2 separate regions of the Homo sapiens genome follow, and region 2 is linked to region 1. A link is an interaction called in ENCODE POLR2A ChIA-PET data of the cell type or tissue named here. Cell type or tissue: MCF 10A. All regions are shown on one strand. Links, peaks and the distances in the headings refer to the core of each region. The heading gives the core; the rest is flanking DNA.

Evidence for each region. Peaks named below come from ENCODE experiments on the same cell type or tissue, not always from the same donor. Only the 100,000 strongest peaks of a DNase experiment are listed, where the experiment ranks them.
Region 2: POLR2A ChIA-PET joins it to region 1 with 6 read pairs; 2 of 35 experiments call an interaction of 5 or more read pairs at or near these places.

Annotation. Positions count from the first base shown.
Region 1 is chr5:118,319,339-118,331,530 of GRCh38, reverse strand. No RefSeq gene overlaps it. Among named protein-coding and RNA genes, the nearest start is that of LINC02148, 43 kb to the right of the region's middle. In MCF 10A, for the core only: no CTCF peak of the experiment used is centred there; a DNase peak (open chromatin) is centred at 4,770.
Region 2 is chr5:118,264,126-118,276,317 of GRCh38, reverse strand. It overlaps LINC02147 (long intergenic non-protein coding RNA 2147), which reads right to left. Exons shown (of 3, transcript NR_104997.1): 3 at 10,256-10,964. Among named protein-coding and RNA genes, the nearest start is that of LINC02148, 12 kb to the left of the region's middle. In MCF 10A, for the core only: no CTCF peak of the experiment used is centred there; no DNase peak of the experiment used is centred there.

The DNA.
Region 1 (12,192 bases), core at 1,638-9,637:
TTTAACATAATACTATTGTTAATGTCTGTTCTTTCTGAAGTTAATAATTTGACTAAGGATATCATTTATTTTTATTTTATCCAACTGCATGCGTATTGGTTTAGAGAGATATTTTACAATCAGAAATAAAATTGAAATATTATTAATTATACTATAAATTCAGAAAGCTGTATACTTGGAAAATGTGAGGGAATGTATAGACTAAAAAAACTATGAAACAGTGATAGTAGAGAAACTTATTTTCTATATGGTGCAATGGTGAAAATAACAATGAGTGATAAATTTATCACTTTCTATCTAAGATTATGTTTGTTTATTTAACAAATATGTGCCATACAGACATATATGTGTTTATTAAATAAATGTTAAATACATATATATTTGTTAAATACACACACATATTAAATAAATACATATGCATGCATACACAGTTCAGACTCTATGAAAAAGGATTATATACTATCCATCACTATTGCTTCTAAAACTCTTACCACATGCTATATGTGCTATCCTAAAGTATGTGAGATACAAAGAAGAGACTGAATTAACTCTACCATGAAGGAACTCCTATTTATGCTGAAAATAAAGGCAAACCAATAAACAGAAAGAAATAGAAAGATGGAAAATATAAGCAATTGTATAGTACAGACTATAAATGCCAACAGGTTGCAGACAGAGATAAAAATCAGCACACTGAAACATATTCAAAACATAAGATAGTTCATTTTGTAAATATATTCTTATTTTATCATGAGACTCATAATCCTCTAAAACATTTAGAATTGTGTAAGATAAGTTTTGGGGCAGCTAGAATGAATTTGAAATTATAGATATTTATAAAGATAATTAGCCTATGTACCAAGCTGACACAGAGGGAAGACAGAATTTTGGGCAGCTCAGTGGGCCCTCTGGGTCTTTGACTGGGTGGATGGTTTCTTTCTGCCTGATAGTATTTATTCCTTCTTGTGTGCAGTAGACAAACAAAATTGACCCAGTTGTGTTTGTTTGAACCACTAGTTTAGTTAAAACACATCACCAGCCAGCAAGAATCAGTGTTCTCTATGGAACATTGGAATGCAGAGTGGTTGGGATGGTGGCATCTTGCCTTTTTCTTCCCCAAGTTTGTCATTTCCTAACCCAGTATACAACGAGTATCTTAGTCCATAGGTGAGTGTTACACATTTAACCTTAGTGTGGTGGCTTTCTCAAATTCCAGTTGTGGTATTCAGAGTAACTACTCTGAAAGTAATTACACGTGATATGTGGTGTGTGTTCATATGTTAAGAACAACTACTCTAAATTAAAAGATCCTTGATGGGAGATTTGTCTCATTCTCTTTTGTGTTCTCAGTTTCCAGGACCATGCCTGGCCCATAGTAATCCCTTAATTCATGCGTTCATTAAAAAATGGAAGAATGAAGGAACAGCTTATGAAAGATGCTGAAAATTTCTCTCCTAGTATTTCTACTATTCAAATCACATATATTTTCACTATATTGTGTGGAATTTTATAATATATGTTCATAATTCGACAATATTTTTAAATCTTTGAAAAGTAATTTGTTAATGTTTCTGAGATTCTCTTGTCTTTAATTAGTTCTTACTTTCCCTAAATTCTGTGGCAAGTAATAAGCCTAATCAATTCTACTAGTATATTTTGTTGGAACTTTTATCATAAAAATGAATGAGGATATAACAATAAAATCTGCCATATTCACAGGACATTCTGAGGTTCTTTTAATATTAACCTTCTGTCAGTTTTGATAAAGACTGCTCTGTATCCTATTAGGAATCCTGCAATAATTTCTTCTCAATTATATACAATTATCTTATTACTTAAAACACTTTTTTTCTTTCATGTATAAATGAATCGTTTAAGCAGGTAAACAAATAATCTAAAACTGGTATTAATATTGAAGGAACTTTTTCAGTCTATTTTGCTGTGCCATTCAGTTTCTTTCACAAACATCTGATTTACTTTCATTTGAATTAAGCAGGTAGCATTTTTTTTTTTTGGTACAAATTTTGGTTTGAACTTGCGGATCAATTTATTTAATTTAATTTAATTAATTAATTTTTTTTTTTGAGACAAAGTCTTGTTCTGCCACCTAGGCTGGAGTGCAGTGGTTCAGTCTTGGCTCACTGCAACCTCCACCTCCCAGGTTCAAGTGATTCACCTGCCTCAGCCTCCTGAGTAGCTATAGGCGCCCATGACCACGCCTAGCTAATTTTTGTAATTTTTTTTTTTTTTTTTTTTTTTTTTTTAGTAGAGATGGGATTTCACTATTTTGGCCAGGCTGGTCTCAAACTCCTGACCTCGTGATCTGCCTGCCTCAGCCTCACAAAGTGCTGGGATTACAGGTGTGAACCACTGCGGCCAGCTGGATCAATTCTTTATCATTTTCCTCAGAACCCTCTGTATTGTCTACACATAACAATGCAGGTTTCAAATGTGACACTTACCCTAGCCAGATCTTCATTTTTTTGTTGCCCAGTTCTGGAATTCTATGAATGAAAAAATAGGAATTGTGCTCACCCTCTGGCTGTTAATATGGTAAGTAGGCAAAAGAGAACCCTAAACTTCACAGAATATCACTTTCCGCCCTGATATTATTAATCCTCATTATTTATCCCAGAACGTTAATTGATATGTTTACTCTAGGTGAAAACACTAATAATCCTTAGAAATTTCTACTCCCATTTAGTTAAAATGTTAACAAGTTGATGACAGTTCAGAAATAAGTCATTACTGCCAGGAGAGAGGGAATTTTCTCAAGGAAATTTTAATAAGAAACATCTCTTAGTTAAATTGATTATCATTAAGTAGGCACGACTGGAAACCTAAGCACTCCCAAGGGTTTTGCTTGTTGTTCTATTTCTCAGAGTCACTCATAGAGTGTCCAGCACAAAGAACATGCTATAATGACCCTTTCCTTGCTGAAACTCTTGCTTTATGGAAACAGTGAAGCAGGTGCATTAAGGCCAATGAGATGACAGCATACAGGGAGGAGCCCTGGGTTCTGGGGTTGCACTGACTTCCCTGTGCAGAATTGATGCCAATTATGAGTGTAAGCTGGCTGAGTTAATAAATCCAATTGTTTTTTCTCCTTGAAAAGATTCTAAAAAATTGATGGAGGAGGATGAAGGCTTTTTGAGAGCTCTTATACTGAGTGTCTTTACATTCAAATAATGGACAAAACAACTGGAGCCATAGCAACTCTACTATTGCAAAGCCAAACTCTGTTTTTTTTTTAATGAATACTGTATTAAAAAAATGTAGCTTGCTCAGGATTAAGGCCCTCCTCTTGCTCATAAACTGCTACAGTAGCCTCTTCTGTGCTTCTACTCTCATCTCCACCCTATCCATTTCCCACATACATAGCGCCCTAATACCCTTATTATCCTTAAAAAAAAAATCAGATCATTGCCACTTTAAGCTCCATAGGTTTAAACCTGCTACCCTAGCCTATAAGGCCCTGAAGGGTCTGCCTCCTTCTCACCTGGCTGACTTCATCTTTACCGCTGCAAGCCTGGCTCATTATCATCTACCGATCCTGGTCTCCTATTGTTTACTCCAAGAAATTTAAGTTTCTTTCTACCTCTGACTTGCTTTTCTTTTGTTTGAAATACCTCCTCCCGCCCTACTCCACTCACTCCAAAAAAAAAAAAAAATCCTCTTTGCTTTGGTAGTTCTTCATAGTTCAAACCTCAGCTCAGACACCACTTTTTGAGATATATCTTCCTGACTACCTTTTTAATTAGCCTCTCCTATTCACGCGCTATCATAATATCTGGTTTTATTTCTTCCATAGCTTTTTATTATTAATAGGAATTACATGTGAGCAGAATACATGTCTACTGTTCAGGGTAGTGCCCTAACATCAAGAACAGTGCCTGGCACACAGACAGCATTTCATAAGTGTTTGCCAAATGCCTGACTGATTAATAAAATTATGAGGAAATAGAGTGATATTTTATAGCCATGTTCTGTGAGCAGTGTAGAACATGCCATGTGCCAGTCACTGACACTGGCGTGCCCCAGGTATCAGTTGTTTAAATAAGCCTGAAGTTACTTGTTGGTTTATATTAGGAAAATCTTACAGAAAACCAAAAGGAATTATCCATCTATTTATTAATTCAAAACAAATTCATGATTCAGCAGCAAAAAAATACAGAAATCCCATTCTTTGTCTCCACTCTCAGTTGTTAGTGGCTTTGAGAGATGTCTTGAATGATAGGAGATAATCATTGCAGATGAAAGGTCAACTTAGGGAGAAGAAGTTGCAGGCATATAATGCAGCAAAAGGAGAGACAAATAATTTTTGGAAATCAGGATGAACTTTGGAGATGTCAGGAATCGGGGTGATATGTGAGAATGGTTGTGAAGTAGTGGTAAGTTCGGAAAGATGGAAAGGAAGTAGTTTAGAGAGACTATTAGAACCAATCTCCAACCCAGCATGTATTTCAGTAACAAACATTAAGGCTTCGGAACTGTGGTAGCATGGGCAAGGTCTATGCAGAGAGCACAGATGGGAGTGAGGATGAGAAGTGAAGAATACGGGCAAAGCTTCTAGGACATTGGAGAGAAGTTCTCTGGACAGTTGAGGAGACTGGTGCTGCACTTGGCAAAGTATAGTGTATGGGTTTAGGAGTCCCAGCTCTGTGGCTTACTGGCTGTGTGACCCTTGTCAAATTGCTGAACCTGTGCAATCTCCAGTAACCAGGACAAGGCTATGTAAGATTGGCTCCAAGTGCACCATTTGTATAGCTCATAGGAGCTGTGTTAGAGAAATGCCTAGGATATGAGTAATATGCTGCATTGGCATTTTAAATCACTCTTGAAAGCTGTGTAAAGAAAATATTGACATTACTTGCTAGAGCTGTGCTGTGAATGAGCCGTGGAAAAAATTGGCTGAGGTATTAGAGCAGGCGCTGTGAAAATCCGAGATGAAGGTATAAAGGGGCTGCACAGGAAAAGACAGCTGGGGTCATCCACAGTAGCAGATAAAAATTTGTCCCTCTGTGCATCATTAATGTAATTAAAAACCTGATTCCTGCCTGACATTTCATGCATCTATTGAGACATAATGGATGTCTATGGGAAGTGGCCTTGTTTTGAAAGAGGAACAGATAGCTTGCAGTGGCTACCTGATTCACAGAAAGGATTATGAAGCCCTCCAGCTGTGCCTCCTTAAATAATGTATTGGATTAACAATTGCTATCATTAGGCACTTAGGATGTGCCAGATATCCTTCTCAGTACATACACTTTCATTTGTCCTCGTAAGAACTTGTGACATAGGCATTATTAATTACCCCCATTTCTCAGGTGAGAAAACTGATTCAGAAAAGATTAATTTGCCTAAGGTTGCACATTCCACATATGCTGAAGCTGGAATTCAATTCCAGGCATTCCAGCTTGACTAGGCTGCTTGAGCATTTTTCTACATTGAGACAACCCTATTTTAGTAGATCTCAATTTTAAGAGGCTCCTGGATATTTTACAAAACTACACATAAGCATACATGGACCTTTCTCAGAGAGCCATCTTTTTGGCCCAAGTATCTGTACGTTTTGTTGGAATCTTAGAAGGTTCTGACATGTATCCAAGTTTAAGAAGCATTGTTTTTGTCTGTGGGTCAAATTACCTTGAACTGGAATATATTCTCTTCCTTAAAATAGTAATGATAATGAAGCTTAGTCAGGATGTACTGACAAACTAACAGGAGAACTTTTGTGAAAACATTTGGTAAATCACTGACTGCCAGACTGGCCAGAAACATCTTCATAGGTAATTACAATAAAATCTCTGGTCCTCATCTACAACTATCTGATACATAGTATTAATTTTTTCAAAAGGTAGTATGATTTACCAGCATGTAGTGTTTTAGCAATACTAATCTTAGTTCAAATTTTATGCATATGGCTTACACTTTGTAGTACATTGAATATCACCTAACTTCTCTGGGTTATAATTTCCTCCTCAGAAAAGTGCAGGTGATAATTTCTTTGCAGCCCTCCATGAGGATCAAATGAAGCGGTACCTCTGAGGCTGTTGTAGATGTGCATCACTCATTAGTTGCTTTCCTTTAGAAGTGAGCAGAAATCCCACATGCCTTTTAAAGTCCAGAGCATTTGTTTTCAATGATAAAATATGCATTAGTTTTTATTCTCCTGCTGTTATAATATTCAGTCATTATAATCTTACAAAAAGGCATTTTTTTTGTATAGACTTTAATGGTTATCTCTCAAACTGCCAGATGGTTCCGTCAACAACTTAAGAAATTTATGAAATTAATCCCTTCTAAACTTCACATGTAATTCTGTTTCACTGGCTTCAAACCACAGCTTTCATTTGAATTCTGAAAAAAATTAGAGAATAATTTTCTTCATAAACTACAAAATGCTATTTTGCTTGCCTCTTTTGAGCAGCGTCTGATATTGCTACAAAGGGATAAACAAGTAAGTCTGGAGCACAATTTTGCATTAGGCTCTGAGAGATTTCATTTTTCTTCATAATCTTAATGGAATTAAAATATCAGAATAGAGGAGGTTTGGGTGAGAAAGGTGGAATTTTTATTTCCATTGGGTGTTATGTTGTATTTCTTCTTTTTTTTTCTTTGTTGGATTTTTTTTTTTTTTTTTTTTTTTTTTTTTTTGATAAGAAAGTCTTGCTCTGTCACCCAGGCTGAAAGTGCAGTGGCGCGATCTCGGCTTACTGCAAGCTCTGCCTCCCGGGTTCACACCATTCTCCTGCCTCAGCCTCCCGAGTAGCTGGGACTGCAGGCGCCCGCCACCACGCCTGGCTAATTTTTTTGTTTTTTTGTATTTTTAGTAGAGACAGGGATTCACCATGTTAGTCAGGATGGTCTCTAACTCCTAACCTTGTGATCCACACGCCTCGGCCTCCCGAAGTGCTGGGATTACAAGCATCAGCCACCGTGCCCAGCCTGGACTTTTTTTTTTTTTTTTTTAATCAGCATTCATCAGCCAAGAACTGAAAAGGGGTTAGAAAGCTCAAAACATTTCCCCAGTGCCATCCCACTATGGTTCCACTGTAAAAGTCATTTATTTCTATTTTAGTTTAAGGGTTATAGGTCTCCCCCACAGTGGTCCAAGAGATATAGGTGGTTCTGAGGCCTAGATTCATGCCTTCAGCGTAGAAGGATTTTTCACCCTGAATCATTATTGATATGGTTTGGCTCTGTGTCCCCACCCATATCGCATCTCAAATGGTAATCCCCATAAGATCTTTCAACCCCAGTGTGTTGAAAGAGGGACCTCATGGGAGGTGGGAGGTGATTGGATCATGGTGGCAATTTTCCCCATGCTGTTCTTGTGATTAGTGAGTCAGTTCTCAGGAGATCTGATGGTATTTTTTTTTTTTTTTTTTTGAGATGGAGTTTCACTCTTGTTGCCCAGGCTGGAGGGCAGTGGCGTGATCTCAGCTCCCTGCACCTTTGTCTACCGGTTTCAAGTGATTCTCCTGCCTCAGCCTCCTGAGTGGCTGGGATTACAGGCGCATGCCACCACATCCAGCTACTTTCTGTATTTTTAGTAGAGATGGGGTTTTGCCATGTTAGCCAGGCTGGTCTAAAACTGCTGACCTAAGGTTATCCACCCACGTTGGCCTCCCAAAGTGTTGGGATTACAGGCATGAGCCACTGCGCCTGGCCATCTGATGATTTTTTAAGGCACTTTTCCCTGCTCTTCCTTGCTCTCTCTTGCCTGCTGCCATGTAAGATCTGCTTCTTCTCCTTCTGCCATGATTGTGTTTCCTGAGTCCTCCACAGCCATGAGGAACTGAGTCAATTAAACATCTTTTCTCTATAAATTACCCTGTCTTGGGCAGTTCTTTATAGCAGTGTGAGAACAGACTAATACAGTTAATTGGTACCGAGGTAGTGGGTTACTGTTATAGAGATAATTGAAAATGTGAAAGCGACTTTGGAACTAGGTAACAGGCAGAGGTTGGAACAGTTTGGAGGGTTCAGAAGACAGAAAGATGTGGGAAAGTTTGGAATTTCCTAGAGACTTGTTCGATGGTTTTGACCAAAATACTGATAACAATGTGGACAATAAAGTCCAGGCTGAGGTGGTCTCAGATGGAGATGAGGAACTTCTTGCGAACTGGAACAAAGGTCACTCTTGCTATGCTTTAGCAAAGAGACTGGCAGCATTTTGCCCCTGCCCTAGAGATCTGTGGAACTTTCAACTTGAGAGAGATGATTTAGGGAATCTTTTGCAAGAAATTTTTAAGGAGCAAAACATGCAAGAGGTGACCTGGTTGATTTTGAAAGCATTCAGTCTTAGGAGTTTACAAAGAGATGGTTTGAAATTGGAACTTATGTTCAAAAGAGAAGCAGAGCATAAAAGTATGGAAAATGTGCAGCCAAGCCATGTGGTAGAAAAGAAAAACCCATTTTCTCGGGAGGAATTCAAGCCAGCTGTAGAAATTTGCATGAGTAATGAGGAGTCGAATGTTAATAGCCAAGAAGATAAGGAAAATGTCTTCAGGGCATGTCAGAGACCTTCATGGCAGCCCCTCCTATCACAGGCCCTGAGGCCTAGAAGGAAAAAGTGGTTTCATGGGCTGGGCCCAGGGCCCCACTGCTTCTCTGTGCAGCTTCAGGACTGGGTGCCCTGCATCCCAGATGTGGTTAAAAGGGGCCAATGCACAGATCAGGCTGTTGCTTCCAAGGGTGCAAGGCCCAAGCCTTGGCAGCTTCACATGGTGTTGATCCTGTGGGTGCACAGAAGTCAAGAAGTGAGGTTTGAGAACCTCCACCTCAACATCAGAGGATGTATGAAAATGCCTGGATTTCCAGGCAGAAGTCTGCTGCAGGGGTGGAGCCCTCATGGAGAACCTCTGCTAAGGAAGTGTGGAAGGGAAGTATGGGGTCAGAGCCCCCACACAGAGTCCCCACTGGGGCACTGCCTAGTGGAGCTGAGAGAAGAGGGCCACTGTCTTCTAGACCTCAGAATGGTAGATCCACCAACAGCTTGCACCATGCACCCAGGCTGCAGACACTCAATGCCAGCCATTAAAGCAGCCAGGGTGAGGGGCTGTACCCTGCAAAGCCACAGAGGAAGAGCTGCCCAAGGCCGTTGGAGCCTACTTCTTGCATTGGGGTGACCTGGATGGGAGACATGGATTCAAAGGAGATCATTTTGGAGCTTTAAGATTTAGTGACTGTCCTGTTAGATTTTGGACTTGCATGGGCCTGTAGCACCTTCATTTTGGCCAATTTCTTCCATTTGGAATGGGAGCATTTGTCCAATGCTTGTACCCCCATTATATCTAGGAAGGAAGTAACTTGCTTTTGACTATACAGACTCATAGGCAGAAGTGATTTGCCTTGTCTCAGATGAGACTTTGGATTGTGGACTTTTGAGTTAATGCTGAAATAAGAGTTAAGATTTTGAGGGACTGTTTAGAAGGCATGATTGGTTTTGAAATGTGAAACCTATTTGGGAGGGACTGGTGGCCAAATGATATGGTTTGTCTCTGTGTCCCCACCAATATCTCATCTCAAATTGTAATTCCCATAATCCCCAAGTGTAGAGGAAGGGACCTTGTGGGAGGCGATTGCATCATGGGGCGATTTCCCCCATGCTGTTCTCATGATGGTGAGTGAGTTCTCATGAGATCTGATGGTTTTATAAGGCAGTTTTCCCTGATCTCTCTCACTTGCCACCATGTAAGATGTGCTTCTTTTCCTTCTGCCGTGATTGTAAGTTTCCTGAGGCCTCCCCAGCTATGTGGAACTGTGAGTCAATTAAACTTCTTTTCTTTATAAATTACTCAGTCTTGGGCATTTCTTTTTAGCAGTGTGAGAATGGGCTAATACAATTATATAATTTACTAAAATAGTCATCCATAATTCCCTCTTTAATATTTTAAATAAGTGGGTTTACAGTCACCATCAGTTCTTGTGCTTATTTCTAAGAAATACAATTTCTTATTCTGGACTTGGCAAATAAAGACTGAGTTTTATTCTTGGCTGTGTAATTTATTACCTATGAAGCCTTAATCAAGTCAGGGATCCTCCCTTTATTCAACTATTAAATACTGTATAATTTACAGCAGCTTCCTGACAATTAAATTTATCAAATGTAATACAAATGTAAATTGTTAACTAGATATCTAGAGTCCCAGAATCCTTACTAGAGAGTGACAAGTTACCTAAGGAATGACTTGACTTGGAGTTATGAATGAATTTTCAATGATACATCAGTTTATATTTAAACCAGGTCAGTCACTGGGACTGAATAGGACATTGAGCAAATAATTATTTACTATAATGTACTGTATCATCAGTACGAGGTACAATTACAGAATCAGTACTCAGTGGACTTACCACACATTTACACCATCTTTCCCCTAGCGGCAGGCTCTACATCACACTCCCTGAAACAGATCCTCCAAACCTTCTCATTTGAGCCCCATTTCCTCCTTCCTTTTTTTGAACAATCTGACCTTCTACTTTAATGAGAAGACAAGGTCATCCAAGTTGACCTTCCTTAAAAGTGTTTCCTCTCCATTATACTTCCATTTCTCTATCATCTGAGGTGAATGCTGCAACCTGTTCCCTGACCTTATCTCCTTTCAACTCTCTGGGATATTTCTGTCTTTCCTTCTTATTTTGCACCTTTTATCTTTCCCTCTTTATTGACAGTTTCTCTTCTACTTTAAACATACTTAAGTTTTTCTTTATTTTATAAACAAAACAAAAATTCTTCCTTTATTCCCAAACTATTTCTATTGCATCCCTTTTTTCACAAACTCCTCAATATAATAGTCTCCATGTTCTGGTCTTGCATGTCTAACTCCTCTTTACTGACTTGCTATGCCCTGACACTGTGGTTCCCCCACCACAGAATCCCCTCTTTCATGGATAATAGATGGCCTCTCAGACACAACTTTCTTGTTTGTTTTAGTTTTCATCCTTCTCTACCTCCTCTTCCTCATCCCTATCCATCAGCAGCTTGGGTATGTTTGAAGCTTTTTTTTTTTAAACCCTCCCTTCATGCTTTTCATGATATTTATTTTTCTATATTTCTATAAATAATGTTACTCTTTCTTCAGTGGCTTTTTTCATCTTGTGCCTTCCAAAAAGATTTTTTAAGGGAGTTTATAACCACAGAAGTTGTTGCCCATCAAAGATTAACTGGAGCTTCTATTTCTCGTGGTCACTCATGGGCACAGTCTGACACACAGAGGACGCACCTCAACTCATACTTCTCACATTTCTTCAGCAGGGGCAAGAGAATGTGGTTATTCACAACATGGTGCTTAAAACTTCCACCCAGAAAAGATTCGTATCGCTTCTGTGCTGATTTCACTTATCAAACTAAGTTATATGGTAAAGCCCAACTTCTAAGGGACAAGGAAGTGCAATCCTATTGTATACCCTAAGAAAGGTCACTGAATATGTTCAATCAATAGCCCTAATGACTGCCACACTAATCAAGACAAATGTGCACTCTTGCTTCTGTGGATTTTTTTTTTTCTTTGAGATGGAGCCTCACCCTGTCGCCGAGGCTGGAGTGCAATGGTGTGATCTTGGCTCACTGCAACCTCCACTTCCCGGGTTCAAGTGATTCTCCTGCCTCAACCTCCTGAGTAGCTTGGGATTACAGGCACATGCTACCATGCCCAGCTAAGTTTTTGTATCTTAATAGAGATGGGGTTTCACCATGTTGGCTGGGCTGGTCTCGAACCCCTGACCTCGTGATCCACCCACCTCGGCCTCCCAAAGTGCTGGGATTACAGGCATGAGCCACCATGCCTGGCCACTTCTGTGGATCTTTTTTTAGGCCTCTTATCTCCTGCTCATCAGCTAATTTTTTTCTTTTTCAAATATTGTCTCCATGAAGGTGGCTTTGGGATTTAGATCTGCTGTCCTGTTCTATTGAATGGTCCCTTCTCTAAATTATTACAAGTCTTCTTTAGAATTAAATTGAGAATTATACTATTCTGATAATATAGCAATTATAATTTTTGTCCTTGACTTGTGTCTACTATTATAGATTATGATCTTTGAGCAACTCTGGGCCTAGGTTATCTTTTTTTTTTTTTTTTTTTGAGACGGAGTTTCGCTCTTGTTGCTCAGGCTGGAGTGCCATGGTGCGATCTCAGCTCACCACAACCTCTGTCTCCTGGGTTCAAGCGATTCTTCTGCCTCAGCCTC
Region 2 (12,192 bases), core at 2,053-10,052, 56 kb after region 1:
TATATATTCATGAAGAATATTGGTCTTTGGTTTTCTCTTTTGATATTTTCTTTCTGTGTCTTTTTTTTGGTATCAGGGTAATAACAGTTTCATAAAATGGATTGGAAAGTGTTTCCTCTTACTCTACTTTCTGAAAGATATTACGTAGAATTGGTGTTAATTTTTCTTTAAACATTTGGTAGAATTCTCTGAACATCTGGGCCTAGAGATTTCTTTCATGGAAATTTTAAAATTGTGAATTTAATTTCCTTAATGATTATAGGGATACTCAAATTATATATTTGATATTGAGTCAATTTTTGTAGTTATTATATGGTCATAGTTTATGACCAATATTGAGAAACTAATGTATTTTATCTAAGTTGTTTAATTTGTGTATATAGATTTGTTCACAGCATTTTTTATTACCTTTTGATGTCTGAAAGGTTTATACTGATATTGTTTTATACCTGATGTTAGTAATTTGCTCCTTCTAGTCTTATTCTTTGTCATCTTTAAGATGTTTGTCAATTTCATTGATCTTTTCAAAGAACCAGCTCTTTGTTTCATTAGTTTCCTCTATTAGTTTTCTTTTTCATTTATATATGCTCTTATTTTTGTTATTTCATTTATGTTGCTTCCTTTGGGTTTATTTTGCTCTTATTTGTTCTTAAGGTGAGATGTTAGCTTATGGATTTTAGGCTTTTGTTCTTTTCTAATGTATGTATGTAGTGCTATAAATTTTCTTTTCAGTACTGCTTTAGCTGTATCCCCAAAATTTTGACATCTGTTTTAATTTTCATTATTTCAATGTAGTTTTTAAAAATTTATCTGAGTTTTTTTTCTGACCTATAAGTTAATTTAAGATGGGTCTGTGTTACTTGTTTACTTTCCAAGTGCTTGTAGATTTTTCTGTTATCATTTTATTATTCATGTCTAATTTGATTCCATTCAGGTGAAAGAACACACTCCGCATTATTCCAATTCTTTTATTTACTTTAGGCTTGCTTCATGACCCAGGATACAGCCTATCTTGGCGTATGTTCTGTGGGCACTTGAAAAGAATGTATATTGTGTTGCTTTGTGGAGCATTCTGTAAACACTGATTAGATCCTATTTGTTGTTGGTGGTGTTGAATTCCTTCATACTTTTGAAGATTTTATGTCTATTCGTTCCATAAATTGTTGAGAGAAGTATGTAGAGTCCCAACTATAACCGTGAATTTTTGATGTTTCTCCTTTCAGTTCTATCAGTTTTGCTTTGTAGATTTTGTAACTTTGTTGTTTGACTTATACACATTTAGAATTACTGTATTGTGTGTGTGTGAATTGACCCTTTTATCATTATGTAATGCCCCTTTTGTCTCTGGCTTTTTGTTTTTCTCTTAGGTCTATGTCATTTAATATAAATATGCACTCCTGCTTTATGTTGATTGATGTTTGCATGATACAACTTTTTTTGGTCCTTTTACTTTTACTCTGCCTATATATATAAAGTGAGGTTTCTGCAGACAGTGGAAAGTTGTGTCGTGTTTTTTAATCCACTTTGTCAATCTCTGTTTTTAATTTGGGTATTTAAACTATTTACATTTAATGTAATTATTAATATGTTAGGGTTTATGTTGCCATTTAATTTTTGTTTTGTGTTTGTCTTTTTGTTTCTCTATTTACTTTCTCCAGCATTTCTGTGTGTTAGAGAATATTTTTTAGAATTCCATTTTATGTATTTATAGTACCTCTTTTTTTTATTATACTTTAAGATCTGGGGTACATGTGCAGAATGTGCATGTTTGTTGCATAGGTATACACGTGCCATGGTGATTTGCTCCACCCATCAACTCATCATCTACATTATGTATTTCTCCTAATGCTATCCCTCCCCTAGCCCCCCAACCCACGACAGGCCCTGGTGTATGATCTTCCCCTCTCTGTGTCCATGCGTTCTCATTGTTCAACTACCACTTATGAGTGAGAACATGTGGTGTTTGGTTTTCTGTTCTTGCTTTAGTTTGCTGAGAATGATGGTTTCCAGTGTCATCCATGCCCCTGCAAAGGACATGAACTTATCCTTTTTTATGGCTGCATAGTATTCCATGGTGTATATGTGTCACATTTTCTTTATCCAGTTTATCATTGATGGGCATTTGAGTTGGTTCCAAGTCTTTGCTATTGTGAGCAGTGCCACAATAAACATACTTGTACATGTGTCTTTATAGTAGAACGATTTATAATCCTTTGGGTATATACCCAGTAATGGGATTGCTGGGTCAAATGGTATTTCTAGTTCTAGATCCTTGAGGAATTGCCATACTGTCTTCCACAATGGTTGAACTAATTTACACTCCCACCAACAGTGTAAAAGTGTTCCTATTTCTCCACATCCTCTCCAGCATCTGTTGTTTACTGACTTAAACAGATTTACAAGGAAAAACAAACAACGGCATCAGAAAGTGGGCAAAGGATATCAACAGACACTTCTCAAAAGAAGACATTTATGTCACCAACAAACATGAAAAAAAGCTCATCATCACTGGTCATTAGAGAAATGCAAATTAAAACCACAATGAGATACCATCTCATGCCAGTTAGAATGGCGATCGTTAATAGTACCTCTTAATGTTTTCCTTTGTATAGTTTTTTTTAAGTAATTACTAGTTGTTATATATACTTATCATGAGTCTACTGGTGATGTCATGTTCCCAGTTTGTGTGAAGTATAGAGTTTACCTTCTTTGATGTCACCTTATCCTCTCCTATTTATGATATAATTGTTTTAAATATCTTATTTACATGTATTTAAAACTACATCAGATAGTATTATACTTTCTGCTTCAATAGTAAATATAATTTAGAAAACTCAAGTGGAGAAGGAAAGTTTATCGTATTTATGTTTTTGCCTACTGTGTTCTTTCTGATATCCCAAAGTTCCTTCTATCACCACTTTTTTCTGTTTACAATTTTTTTAGCCATTATTTTAGGGTAGGTATGCTGGCAATATGTTTGCTTAGTTTTCCTTCATCTGAAAATGTTAATTTCCCCTTTATTCCTAAAGAATATTTTTGCTGGATAAAATAATCAGTTGACAGTTTGTTTTATTTTTAATATCAGCACTTGAGAACTATTGTACCACTTCTGACCTCTATGGTTTCTATGAGAAATCCACTATTATTCAAATAGTTTTTCCCCATAGGTAAGGTTTTATTTTTCTCTGGCTGCTTTCAAAAATGAAACTATTTTTTATTGTCTAATTTTCCAAAGTTTAATTATGGTGTATCTTGGCTTAGATTTCTTTGAATTTAGCCTATTTAGGATTTATGCAGTTTACTGATCTGTAGATTTGTCTCTTGCTAAATTTGAAAAGTTTTCAAGCATTATTTCTTTTGGTTTTTTTAACCCCACCTTTTTATCCTTTTGACTGCTAGATCTTTTAAGACCCACAGTCCCCTGAAACTCATTTTTGTTCCCAGTCAATTTCCTCTACATGGTTTGGACTGGGTAATTTTTATTGTTCTATTTTGCAGTTCACTGGCTCTTTCGTCCTTTCCATTCTGTGTTGAACTCTTCCACTAAGTTTTTTTATTTCAGTTACTTACTTTCCAATTTTAAAATTTCTGTTGGTTCTTTTTGGCTGATACTTTCTGTTTCTTTGCTGAGGCTTGCTATTTTTTCCTTTGTTCCAAGTATATTGGTAATCATTTACTGAAGCATTTTTAAAAAATTATGGCTGCCTTAAAATCTTTGTTGGATGATTGTAACATCTTGCCATCTCAGTGTTGGCATCTATCTTTTATTGTTAAGTTTGAGACCTTCCTGATTCTTGGTATGATATGTGATTTGGGGTTAAAGGCCAGACAATTCCATTTTATGTTATAAGTTCTAGACCTCATTTAAACGTTTCATTTTAACTGGCTTATCTTAAATTTAACTCTGACATCACTCTAGCAGGGAATGGGGGTGCCCCACCTCATTCTTGTCAGGTGAGGGTAAAAGTCCAGACTTCCCACTCAGCCTCTGTTGACACCTTAGAGTTGTGTGTGTTGGGGTGGGGGGGAAGCCTTCATTACTGCCAGATAGGGGTGTAAGTCCAGGATCTACACATGGTCTCCATTGACATCGTTGGGAATGGGTTCATTACCTCACAGTAGGAATCAAAGTCCCAACTTCTTCCTCAGCATTCTCTGACACTACCCCCAGCAGGGTACTGTGATGCCTCGTTACAACCCGCCCTTAGTGGAAGTCTAGGCACTGTATTCAGCCTCAGCTGGAATGTATGGGTGTGGGGGCCACAGGTTTTTCTGTTGTACTCGGCTGGAGTAGGGTGGCTATTGTCTGAGGTTCACTATTTTACTAGGCTGCCCTTTCCCTCATTATTTGGTTAAAGAGGGCAGGATTTTGTTTGTCTATGCTTGTTAGGTTTTCGGGTTTAATGGCTCCTCCAGCTCCAAATCTAGGATATATGAGGCAAAAAAACCAAAACAAACAAAACAAACCACAGAACTCACCTCTATGTCAATTCCAAGGTCCTGAGGTCCCTAGCCGTTCTACCTACTCCTATCCACCTTTCAGAGTCTTCTCATGTTTGTTTCATATAGTAATATAATGACCAGGGCTTTTAGTTCTACTTAGCCATAGAAATAGGGAAAAGTATGTTCAACTCCATCTTTCCCCTGTAACATATTTTTGTCGCAATTTTTTGCCATTTTTAATCTCTGTTGTTTGTGCCTTGCTAATTACACACTGAATTTGTGCTGTAGTTAACATGAAAAATGTAATTAATGCAGATGCCTTTGGTAAGTTATTTCTGAGAATAAATACATTTTATTACCTTGCCAAATGGAAATATAAATAATTGGCTCATGGGCTTCTAATATGAGTCTGTGTAAGTCAGATAGCACATAAGAAGATATATGAAAAAGTAGTAATTATTATTAGCCTAATGTAAAACCAGGGTGCAGTGACAGGTTCCTGCTAACTCAGAAAAGACTGCCATTGCCCGAACTTAGCAATTGTCAGTGTTGACACTTCTAGGAATCACTCATTAGAATGTTCGTCTTGGGAGTAACCTGTTGGGTGACTATTGATTTGGGACCTTTCTCTAGATCCTGCTTGGAGGGTGTAGATCTTGTTATAATAAATAGTTCTCTATATTTCTGGGCCCATCTTGTGTGATATGATTACCTTCATGTGTTCATAAAAGTTGAAGATAATTTCCAGTTTTTTTCTGTATTTTATTTTACATATCTTTTATATTCCTAGTTAGATTTCATCTGATGTTAAGCAAGAGTAAATATGCATATTTTATTCTTTTAAGAGTCAAGTTCTAGTGAACTCTTATAACTTCTTTGCAAATTTACTTCCCTTGGCTATATTCCCAAAGAAAGTTTACTTGAATTTATATAAGACCATAATGTTTGTCTTGAAAGATCTCAAGTCTTTGTAGAACTGCTAAGAACAGATACACTGAATTTCCCTCAAGAGGAACTAACTCTAGGTAAAATTCCTAAACCAAAAGACTCAAATCTTTCCTCTTAGTTCATTTTCTCTGGAGGAAGCCTTCTAACTTTTTTCCAACTGGAAGACTTTCAGAGATGAAGTTTATAGCAGTGCATCCTCTTGGCAAATATCAGTGTCTTGGCACATAACCTTCCTGCAGATAGATTTCATCAGACCTAATGAGAAGATGAATGTGTTTACCTCTGAATCCAGAGCTGCGCCTTAACAAAATTGGTGTCATTTGGACACAAGTCAAAGGGTAAAACTGGACCATGGACAGATTTGAGGGTAACCAGGATGCAATTTTATTAATTATGTCTTCTATAATTAAAATGAGATGTCAGGAAAATATCTCAGGCTGATACTAGAATAGACAACCTCTCCAAACTGCAATTTATTTTCTGTGATATTAGCTGTATCTCAGGCATAAATGGATTGGTGATTTTACTAGTTGCATAAAAAGCTTTGAGTAGAAAAAGTGGTAGATATTTTTTGAGCTTTGTTCAAGGTACATGGTAGCCCACACCACTAATGACATGGTGTATTAGCCATAATAAGATTTATTGATGATAACTTAAAAGCAGAGAATTAGCAGAAAGTATGATATACTCTGGGTCCAGGGAGTTGTTCAATCAAGAATGTTGCCTGTAGCAGGTTGGATGTGCTACAAGGAGCTCTTCAGTGGGGGGAAACTTCACCTCTGAACCAACTTACATATATTTAGGCTAGTCCAAGTGTGTGAGGAGGACATAGTTTACTAAGTAAAATAAAACAAAACTGTTGTGGGGCATCTCTAGGCGTATAAAACAGTATTAGGGGAAGTTGGGAGCTCATCTTGGGAGTTTGCACACCAAAGGCACTGACATTAACCAGAGGCCTTACTACCTTTCTCTAGCTGTCCAGTCCAGCTGGACCAACAGTTCCAGACTTCAAGAAAGGAAAACAGTAGGGAGGCCTTACAACTTCTCTTCTGAGACCAAAGTTTCATGTCTTTTAGTGGATAAAAATCATAATCCACAATGGAGACTCAGAAAATCTCAGGTTTCCGACAGGTTGGACCTACTTCTTCCTTGACACTTGAAAGGTACTCTCACAGCATCTTTCTCTGAGTATCAGGCTAATGTCCCATCAATCTCCACTTTTAATGAGCTCTCACATCAGATATGAAATATCTTTATATAACACATTTCATTTATTTTTTTGTTTTAAAGAAGTCATTATATGATAAGCACTTATTTGTGAGACAGTCCTAGATACTTTATATGGATTAACTACTTTAAGTCTCATAATTCTATAATGAAGGTATAAATTTACCCAGTTTACATATGGAGGAACTGTGACCCACAGTGGTTAAACACTTGCCCAAAGTCAGAAGGCTAGTAACAACAACATGCCCTGATTTCATCTAGTGACATGGAGATGAAGATGATGAATAAATTTAGAAATTAAAAGTGCTATGAAGGAAATAAAGCAGGGTGATGTGCTAATTTTACTTTGGGTGGTCAGGGAAAGTCTCATTAAGAAATGTCAGAGGATCTGAGACTTGGAAAATAAAAAGCAACAAGCCAAAAAGAGGGTTGGGTGCTAATGATTACAGGAAGGACAGAAGGTTCAAGGCCTCAAGAAGGAAATGAGCCAAATGTGCTTGAGAAAGACGAAGGAGACCAGATCATTGGAGGAATGGAATAGTGGTAAGAGACGTAGTGGAAGAGGAGGGAGAGGGTCAGACCTGGTAAGGGGTTTACATTTGAGTTGTAAACAACAGCAACTCTGCTCTGCGTGGCATTGCCTATGTGCCAAGCACTATTCTGATAGTTTTACCTATCTTCATTTTATCTTCATAGCTATTGTATGAAGTAGTATCATTATTAGTCTCATTTTACAGATGATAAAACTGAAGTGTAGAGGGTGAAGTAACTAGTAATTGAAATGCAATTGGAAATGATTTGAAGACTTAGGGTAGTAACAACCTGATTTACATTTAAGAAGTGGCACAGGAGCTGAGATTTGGGAAAGAAACTTCTTTGTGGTTGTGTGGAAAAAGGATTAGGGGCTATGAAAGAACAAACTAGAGAACCAGGCAGGAAATCATAGTAGCCTCTTCAGGATATTACTGATAAATGGGAAAATTGGACTAAAGGATTTTGGTATATTTTGTACTGATGCTGGAGTAGATGTAGGAGGTGAAATTAAATAAGAAATCAAGGTATATTCCTAGGTTTCTTGTTTGGACATCTGGGTGGATGGCAATGTCATATGTAACAGTAAATAATAGGGAAGACAAGAGGACAGAGTTAGAACACAGTGATTTGGCCATATTAAGTTATTGACACTTACTAGACATCCGAGGAGAGATAAGTAGAAAGATGGATATATGGAGTTTAAGTCTCAGTGGAGAGGTTACATATTGTTTTAGTGAAAACAAGAAAAAGGATTTGGAAAAGGTATATTTCCATAAATAAATCTGGAACCAAAGTTTGTTTTTGTGGTAGAAACCTAAGCAGGGAATTTCTCCTTTTTGTTTAAAGCTTTGTTTGGGATTTATATCTTTCTTCTTAGATAAAAAAAAGTTTAGGTTCCTAATAAAATGTCCTTCCCAGTGTCAGAAGAAGTCTATTCTTTTTTTTTTCTTTTGGATTTTTTTCAGATATAGGATACCCTATTCCAAGACCCCATTGCCTCTGACATCAGTCAGTGCATGTCTATAGAAGTGCAAGGGGAATGCTCTTCTAAAAGCATGTTCAGCTTAGTCTGCCCATGGGAACAGGAAGGGTACAAAGTGAATATGAACTTCTAAAAGATGACAGCTGCCCAAACACATGTGGTATTTTCAAAGAAAGTTCAAACTGAGCATATTTAAAATGGACAGTGCTATATTGGAGATTTTTTTGTGCTCTGCAGCATGAGTAGTTCAATGATTATTTTCATTAGGTCCTAGTTGATTGCTTGTTTATTTATGCCTGGACGGTTTTTTCCTTGATCTGAATTTGTTTTTCAAACATTTAGCAAAATCCCAGCATAGTAAAGATAGGATGTGTTGGGTTTGCCTTACATTACCTACTCTTTTCTATGAAAAGCAGAAATCAGATTAACATCTCTTTCTGAACTCCAAAATAGGAGTTCACTTTGATATGAGAAATAGCAAGAAAATGTCAACTACTGAACTCCATCATATTCCCTTAGCTGCTTGCTTCCAATATACTGCTCTGTAAAGATTTAGAGATTTTCCTTGAAATCTTCTGCCAAATCAATTGTGAGATGTACCTTTTATACTACTGTAATATTTCTGAAATCAAAATGCTTCTTACAATTATAATTAGTAGTGTTTTGTTTTTTAGCGGTACATAAAATAACAATGTGTTTTACTTTTATTATTATATACTTTAAGTTCTAGGGTACATGTGCACCACCTGCAGGTTTCTTACATATGTATACATGTGCTATGTTGATGTGCTGCACCCATTAACTCGTCATTTACATTAGGTATATCTCCTAATGCTATCCCTCGCCACTCTCCCCACCCCATGACAGGAGCCGGTGTGTGATGTTCCTCATCCTGTGTCCAAGTGTTCTCATTGTTCAATTCCCACCTATGAGTGAGAACATGCAGTATTTGATTTTTTGTCCTTGTGATAGTTTGCTGAGAATGATGGTTTCCAGCTTCATCCATGTCCCTACTAAGGACATGAACTCATCCTTTTTTATGGCTGCATAGTATTCCATGGTGTATATGTGCTACATTTTCTGAATCCAGTCTATCATTGATGGACATTTGGGCTGATTCCAAGTCTTTGCTATTGTGAATAGTGCCACAATAAACATACATGTGCATGTGTTTTTATAGCAGCATGATTTATAATCCTTTGGGTATATACCCAGTAATGGGATGGCTGCGTCAAATGGTATTTCTAGTTTTAGATCCTTGAGGAATCGCCACACTGTCTTCCATAATGGTTGAACTAGTTTACAGTCCCACCAACAGTGTAAAAGTGTTCCTATTTCTCCACATCCTCTCCAGCACCTGTTGTTTCCTGACTTTTTAATGATCGCCATTCTAACTGGTGTGAGATGGTATCTCATTGTGGTTTTGATTTGCATTTCTCTGATGGCCAGTGATGATGAGCATTTTTTCATGTGTCTTTTGGCTGCATAAATGTCTTCTTTTGAGAAGTGTCTGTTCATATCCTTCACCCACTTTTTGATGGGGTTGTTTGTTTTTTTCTTGTAAATTTGTTTGAGTTCTTTGTAGATTCTGGATATTAGCCCTTTGTCAGATGAGTAGATGGCAAAAATTTTCTTCCATTCTGTAGGTTGCCTGTTCACCCTGATGGTAGTTTCTTTTGCTGTGCAGAAGCGTGGATAAGGACAACCGATGTTCTAGTGCAAATATTGGAATTAGGGTTATAAAATGAGAATTGTTGGCTGCTGGATATTCTTTGATTCTGATGCTTTTTTGAGAGATACCTTATTACCTTTTTTTAGGGAGTCCCCAAGTAATGTTTTTACAATGGCATAAATATAATTTTCTTAAAATATTTATATTAAATTTGAATTCTAAGAAGATGTTTTTCAAGCTATGATTCTGTTACATATTTTTTATAGTTTATTCTATGTTACTAGCTCACTTTGACAAGTGAAACAAAAGGTACAAATAAAAAGTTCCAACTTTCAAAATCTGTAGATCTAGAATGACCTCTGCTTATTAGTCAGTCAAGAATTATTAGCATACTTTGGCAAACAATGAAGAGAGAATCTTCTTATAACAATTTATAATACTCAAGTGTTCATTAACATTTTCTTTATTAAACTATGAGCTCAGTAACTGGCTTCTCAGAACTTGTCAATTATTTTCCATATTCTGTGCTGCACAAGTATGACTTCATAAAGGCAATTTAACAAATAGAAAATCTGGATTGGCTAGAACATTTGTCAATACTGGATTTATGGTTTATAGTGTCTGCCCCAGTCATGCTACTGTTCTAAAACCTTGACACTTAGTCCATCAATCTGCCTATAAAAGGAAAAATCCTATTTCTAAAGTGACAGAATCTATTTGTAGTAGTGCAGTCAGTTAGCAAAGCTGCCTATGAAATACACCAGAGAGGAAAAGGTGAGAGGGAGGGGTATACATTTGTTAAGATTCTCAAAAGATCTCAGTTTGCTGAACAGAGATATTATCCTACCTATTAAGACAATAAAAATACTTCCAGGAGACAATCCTTTTCTTCCTTCTCCATCAAATCAAAAGCAACTTGGTAATTTATTTACAAATGTACGCCTGTCATCACTTGACGAGAGAAAAACTTTTCAGGGAGCAGTAGGCCAAGGTGTTGTTACTCCCACATTGATTTTATGGTGTGTTTGATGGATTTTGCATATGTTGCTTCTAGTGTGGTGAGACTCATATTTTCTCTATACCCCTTCCTTCCTGGATCAAGACACTTTTCCACCGTTCTCCTGGAGTCACAGTTCACATCAACATATGGAGCTGTTGCTATAAAGAAAAAAAATAGATTCTTTAAGCAAAATATACCAGAGTCCTACAGAAATTGATAGACAATATTAGCAATCAAATATTAGCTTCTGTAGTAGCTATTTCACCCTGGGTTTAGGCCTAGAAGAACAATTTTTCCTTCATTTCCTCCTCCTGTAGGTGGAAACTGACTGGCGGACTATCTCGTCCCTACTAGCAGCACTAAAATGGTGATGTCTGCTAGCCACTACTCCCAAAGCCACAATAAACCACCACACACGCAAAAAAAAAAGAAAAAAAAAGGAAACAAACAAAAAAAAACTGTTCATTAACAAAATGCTCACTCAATAAATGAAGTTTTAATCTATCTCCTAGCCTCCACTTCCCACTTCACCTCATTTGACAGATTATTGCTCCTAAATGCTATCTGTGTAGAAATTCTGGAACAACTCCATCTCCTGCCATTTCCATGGGGCAAAAACACAGCGCTAATGGTAGCCTGGGACAATAACCATGAACAAAAAGCAAGAGGACTCTCCGGGCTGGGTAGAGAAGTGATCAGTCTGAGAGTACCTTATAGGAAACACAGGTTGGGAAGTGAGATCTGAGAGAAACAACTTTTATGTATGTTAAGGCAGGCTTAACATAAGGTATAAGGTATGGCTCTGTATAGACAGAGCCATAACTCCATAACTGGAAAGAAAAATATGTCCTTTGCAGGGACACGGATGGACCTGGAAGCCATTATCCTCAGCTAACTTATGCAGGAACAGAAAGCCAGACACTGCATGTTCTCATTCATAAGTGGAGCTGAACAATGAGAACACATGAACATAGAGTGGGGAGCAACACACACTGGGACCTGTCATGGGCAGGGGGTAGCAGGGCAAGGGAGAGCATCAGGATAAATTGCTAATGCATGCTGGGCTTAATGTTTAGGTGATGGGCCGATGGGTGCAGCAAACCACTATGGCACATGGTTACCTATGTAACAAACTTGCACATCTTGCACATGTGTCTTGGAACTTAGAAAATGTGGTATATATACATCATGGAATACTATGCAGCCATGAAGAACAAGATCATGTTCTTTGCAGGAACATGGATGGAGCTGGAAGCCATTATTTTTAGGAAACTACCTCAGGAACAAAAAACCAAATACCTCATGCTATCACTTATAAGTGGGAGCCAAATGATGAGAACATATGGACACATAGAGGGGACCAACAGACACTGGGGCCTACTTGAG